Linked DNA regions of Homo sapiens: region 1 is linked to region 2. A link is a contact called in ENCODE Hi-C data. All regions are on one chromosome and are shown on one strand. Each heading gives the region's core, a stretch centred on a gene start or an enhancer-like site at or near the end of the contact. The rest is flanking DNA. Distances are from core to core; before and after follow the strand shown. Region 1 holds the start of CCNY (cyclin Y). Region 2 overlaps PARD3 (par-3 family cell polarity regulator).

Region 1 (2,795 bases), core at 142-2,641, 800 kb after region 2:
AAAAGGGTGGGAAGTTTGTTTCTGCCACCTTATATTCTTCCCAATAAAGGCAAGAAAAGTCAGGGATGGCTGGCATTGTGGGCGTCGGGAGGGAATGCGAACCAACATTTACTCTACTTCTCTCCCAGCCAGGCATGTTCACATACCTTGATCTTAGTCAACTGGCCTAAGTTAACTTGTTCCCAACATGACAAAACCCGATGGCATTCTAAAAGCAAAGCAAAGCAAAGCAAGGGCAGTCGATGAGTTGTGTTAACTTAGTTTTCTATCTCATGTTAACCTCCAAGGAACTCAAAACAACTCCACAGCGAATTCAATATTAAAATAGCTCTGGGACCCCAAGATTTATTTCACAGCTTAAAGCAAGGTCACTATCAAGTCCTCGGCAAAGCTCAAAATACAATAGAAAACTCCCAAATCAAGCCCCAGCTTATTTAAATGCTTAGAAAAAAAAAATAGCCAGGTGCCGTGGCTCATGCCCGTAATCCCATGGGAGGAGTCCAGACGGGAGGATTCCTTGAAGACAGGAGTTCGATACCAGCCCGGGTTACGAAGCGAGATCCCATCTCTACAAAAAGTTAACACACACACACACACACATTCACCACCTTAGCCTGGCTTAGTGGCGGGCGCCCGTGTTACAAAGGGAGATCCCATCTCTACAAAAAGTTAACACACATACACACCCTACCTTAGCCTGGCGTAGTGGCGGGAGCCTGTAGTCCTCGCTACTTTGGAGACACACACACACACACACACCCGTAGTCCTCGCTACTTTGGAGACACACACACACACACACACACACACACCTTAGCCAGGCGTGGTGGCGCGCGCCTGTAGTACCGGCTACTTTGGAGGCTGAGGCGGGAGAATCGCTTCAGCCTAGGAGTTCGAGGCTGCAGTGAGCCGAGATTGCGCCACTGCCCTCCAGCCTGGGCGACAGAGCGAAATCATACCTCTAAAAAAATAAATTAGAAAAATAAAAAGACAAAAAGAGCCAGCCCGGTTTCGGAGAGGCAGGTGCAGCCTCAGCGCCCTGGGCCTGCGTCCCCGACCGGGCCCTGGCTGCGCTCCCGCCCGCTGCGGGCCCCGGGGACGCACCTCGCATCCCGCGCTGGGCCCCGTTCCGTCCAGCCCGGGGGAGTGGAGGAGGCAGAGGCCGGGTGGGGAAGGGCCTCCAGAAACCGAGCTCCCGACGACGTCTCCCGCGACCCCAGTGCCCGAGAGAGGAGCGGCCCCCGGGAGCGATCCCACAACCGCGCGGGGCTGCGCCGCCCCGAACCTCCCCGCGGCCGCCGATCTGCTTCCAGGGCAGAGGGAAGGGGCGGTGACGGGGCGGGGCGGGGGCTGCGGCGAGGGCGGGCGCCGCTGGCGAGGGAGGGCCGCCAGCATCCTCCCTGGCCGCGCCGCACCGCGCCGCGAGGAGTCCGGGGGCTGCGCCCACGCCCGCTGCCCGCCCGCTCGTCGGCTAGTCCCGCCGTCCGGCGCGGACACGCGTGCCCCCGGCTTGAACCGGAACCTCTTGCCGAGGCGGCCGCCGTCGCCGCAGCCGCCGGGGAAGCGGACACCAACTGGGGAAGCGCGGGGGGGAGGCGGCCTGCGCGGCGCCGCCCGCCATGGCCGCGGCGGGGTGAGGTAGGCGCGGCGGCCGCAGTCGCGCGGACCCGAGCGCTCCTCCGCCGCGGATAGGCCGGCCGAGGGGGAGCCGGGGCCGTCGCCCGCTCGTCGCCGCCGCCGCCGCCGCCGCCCATGGCGAGGCCCCGCCGCCGCCGCCGCTGCTGACCCGGCGGCCGGCCGCCGTTCCGCCCCCTCCCGTGGCGGCGAGCGGGCGGGCCTCCCCACACGCCCCCGCCGCCCGCGCCCCGCGTCCACCCGCGCCCCGCTCCCGGGGACTGGGAGAACAGGATAGCAGCAGGAGTCGGGGGGCCGCCGAAGATGGGGAACACTACCTCGTGCTGCGTGTCGTCCAGTCCCAAGCTCCGGAGGAATGCCCACTCCCGGCTGGAGTCCTACCGGCCAGACACGGACCTGAGCCGCGAGGACACGGGCTGCAACCTGCAGCACATCAGCGACCGGGAGAACATAGACGGTGAGTGCGGCCCGCCGAGCCCCCTACCCGCCCCCGCGGCAACAGTCGCACAGCCAACGTCGGGGCGGCCCGGCTGCTCTTGCTTGCCCAGCCGGTCTCGGCGACCCGTGCATAACCGGGGCTTCGCCCGCGCAGCCTAGGCGCCCGGGGCCCCGCAGCCTCTGGGCGTACCCCTCGCTGGTTACCCCCAAGTGAGCGGCCGCGGAAACTTTGCAGGCCCGCGGCATCGAGCACGGCGGGCCTAGGGCGGGTGTGTGCGCGTGGGTCGCGAGGTGACAGGAGCCGGCCCTCGTCCTTAATGGAGCGGCCAGAGCTGGGTGGGGGCGGCCCGGGAGCTCGGGGTTCCCGGCACTACCTGAATGCAGCCCGAAGCCAAGTTGTGCACGCGTTTGTCCTATAAAAGCGAAGTGAGTGGATTCCCATTTTGGAATCCCGGTGTCTCCAACCTCGAGTTGGAGAACCATGTTGAGTCAGTTCCCCGGAACCTTACAAATGGACTCCACTTCCCCCGTTCCCATTCTACCGTTTTTTTTAAAAAATGATTTTTTTGAGTGGCGGTTCCAGGATTAGTCAAATAGCTTCTCCCGAGAATGCTCTTTAAAAGATTGTCAGACACCTTTGGGTTAAGTCTCAGTTTTTGCATGGGCCCGAATTGCAGTCCTATGAATTTCTGATTTATTCAGGTGACTTTTGGTTGGTCTGGAG
Region 2 (2,700 bases), core at 196-2,695:
GGCCCGTATTCTAACTTTTTGATTCCTTCTCTTGAAGACCTAGTCAATTCTGAATTGAGTTATATTCTGGGTAAAGAAAATTAAAAACAAAATGAAAAAACAATTTCTGGTGAAGAATGAGAGAGCCAATGACACAGAAGGAAATAAGAGCAGTACTACAAAAGGAGCAACCAGGATGCATCTGCCAAAGCCAAGGAGACAATGGGTGTTCACAGATTCGAAGTCCAACCAACCCAGACCTTGACTACACTGGGGTCCACACTTCCCACTAACAACTTTATCTCTGCAACCACAGAAATTACTGGAAATGTCTTAATGCCCCAAGAACTGGAAGCCACTCTGACAATAAAATCACTTTCATACACCAGTCCCCACAGACCATGGTAATAAGGAGACATGACAGCAAATACAAAGAAAAGCCATTGCTTAGACATCTAAAATCAGTTATGTCTTTCAATACCAGTCCAAGAAAGAGAAACAGAAACTCAAACACTGACCACATTAGTGTTTATGGTGAAACACAACTCTGATTAGACAATTAACATCCAGGCTGCCTAAAACTAAAAGCAAGCTTCATAAACAAACCACTAATAAGCTGTTGCTTCTTCTTTGGAAAGAGAAGGTTATTTATAAATTGCTGCCACCTAAAAACTGACCTGATTCAGTACTGTCAGACAGCGAAGTACACTTAGGCAAGTGGCAAATGACAAGGGAAAAAAATCACCTCACAAAGTGTGACACTTCATCCTAAGTGTAATAAATGAACAAAACAGAATATTGCACAAGACTGTGAATTGTTTAGCCGAGATCCGCCACTGCACTCCAGCCTGGGTGACAAGAGCGAGACTCCGTCTCAAAAATAAATAAATAAATAAAATGTAATCTTTATAGTTTCCCACTCATAAAAAGTAATACTGAAGAAAAACCTCTGAATTCGGTAAGTTAGGGTTCCTAGCATCAAATATTCCATGTGAGATCTTAAAAACAACAGGAACATCAAGAAATCAGAGCACCTAGCACGTATGACCACTCTGGGAGACACTGGCTCAACTGCCTCTGTCCCTAATGCAAATTTACCAGCTGAAATCCTTCAGAGATACATTCGCTGATAAACAGGCTACAATAGGTGTAGAAAGATGTGGGTAATGACTGACTAGATTGCAACCTGTCTGAATCATAGAAATTGAAAGAAAATAAGCTTTGCCAAGACACAGAAGCCAAGATTTCAAGCACTTTGGGACATGCAGTTCCACTGCTGGGATGTTTATTCAGAGGTGGCTGTAAGTTTCACTTCACTCTTTCAAGTATGTGCTCGGGGGCTGCACACCAACCGAGGGAGTGAAAAGAAAAATCAGATCAATCTTGCATGAAGCACTTGGTGAGGAGTGGAGGCCAGACGAGCTGGGCAGAAAGAATGAAGTACAGGAAGAGTCACCGGGACAGGAGCCTTCTAGGAAGAAGAGGCTGCAGAAACGCAGGGGTGAGGCGCCGCTCCGGCAGGGCACCAATGATCCAAGTAGGAGATCATGCTGAGTTTCTTCTCCTTCTCATTGTGAGAAAGCAAACACACAGTTTCTTCTAGACCTGGAACACCAACCGTGACTTGCAAACACAATGACACAGATTCATGATGCCTTGTCCACAATTCCAAAATCAAATGACTCTCAAAATGAAAAATTTTTCATAAGTTTGTTAGAAGTACATTTGGTGGCAAAAGCAACTCTGAACCAATCCAAGATTATTTGTAGTATTTATTTACTTGGTGAATATTCACATTTTGCTACAGAAATACCAAAATTTTGACTACAGGGTCCTGCCTCAGACATCACAGGAGGTGTTACATCTTATGACACATATTCCATATTACCTGCCTAAAATCTGAACAACTCAGTATTCTAACATCCAGCCATAATGATTTTAGGTAAAGTATTGTGGTGCTCCCAGATGCTGGAGCCAGTGAAGACTAGCTCATGAGGACTCTTAAGTTTTCAGGAATTTTGCAAGCCAGTTATTACCACCTTCATCATTTAAAAATTAAGATATATAAACTTACAGTTAAATAAATTAAAAAGCAGAGTAATAAATAAGTAAAACTCAGCCAGGCGCAGTGGCTCACGCCTGTATTTCCAGCACTTTGGGAAGCCAAGGCGGGCAGATCACCTAAGGTCAGGAGTTTGAGACCAACATGGCAAAACCCCCTCTCTACTAAAAATACAAAAATTAGCCAGGTGTGGTGGCGGGCACCTGTAATCCCAGCTACTCTGAAGGCTTAGGCAGGGAGAATCGCTTGAACCTGGGAGGCAGAGGTTGCAGTGAGCCGAGATCACGACACTGCACTCCAGTTTCGGTGACACAGCGAGACTCCGTCTCAAAAAGAAAGTAAAACTTCCTATCATCTGTGTTGCATTTTACTACTCTGTGTGGCCTTGGATTGTCCTAGGTCTGCTGTATCTACACAGTGGAAACACTATGTAAAAGTGTATGATGGTGTGTTTTCCAACTCCACACTCAGGGACATCCCATTGGCTTCCTGAAATAGGCCAGGGCGGGAGTGTGTACACCAAAGAAATTGGCAAACACTACAAATCAGTCCCCACTCCTTCAGCCTCAGCTGAGAGTGGTTGTGAAACATTTTACTAACACACTGTCACTTTAAGCTCTCTTGAAACCATACGCGACTACCTTCCAGATCTTCCTATT

What was found. Hi-C counts contacts between places; a loop is a spot of excess contacts on that map. Pooled maps may share reads with other maps.
Region 1: a map with no recorded cell type shows a loop between it and region 2 (8-fold over the local background). The contact joins the promoter of CCNY here to the enhancer-like site in region 2. A Hi-C loop is called at or near these places in 3 of 37 single-sample maps with no recorded cell type and 4 of 50 pooled maps.

The regions. Positions count from the first base shown.
Region 1 is chr10:35,335,118-35,337,912 of GRCh38, forward strand. CCNY (cyclin Y) reads left to right here and starts at 1,392. Exons shown (of 10, transcript NM_145012.6): 1 at 1,392-2,090. The coding sequence starts at 1,937. It overlaps CCNY-AS1 (CCNY antisense RNA 1), which reads right to left and starts at 1,307. Exons shown (of 4, transcript NR_186477.1): 1 at 1,103-1,307; 2 at 811-959. RefSeq lists a silencer at 1,018-1,757.
Region 2 is chr10:34,537,291-34,539,990 of GRCh38, forward strand. All of the region lies in intron 2 of PARD3 (par-3 family cell polarity regulator), which reads right to left. Among named protein-coding and RNA genes, the nearest start is that of PARD3, 280 kb to the right of the region's middle. RefSeq lists an enhancer at 2,590-2,700. Within about 2 kb of position 1,446, at least 8 of the 41 ENCODE cell types and tissues checked have a DNase peak (open chromatin) inside an H3K27ac peak, as active enhancers do.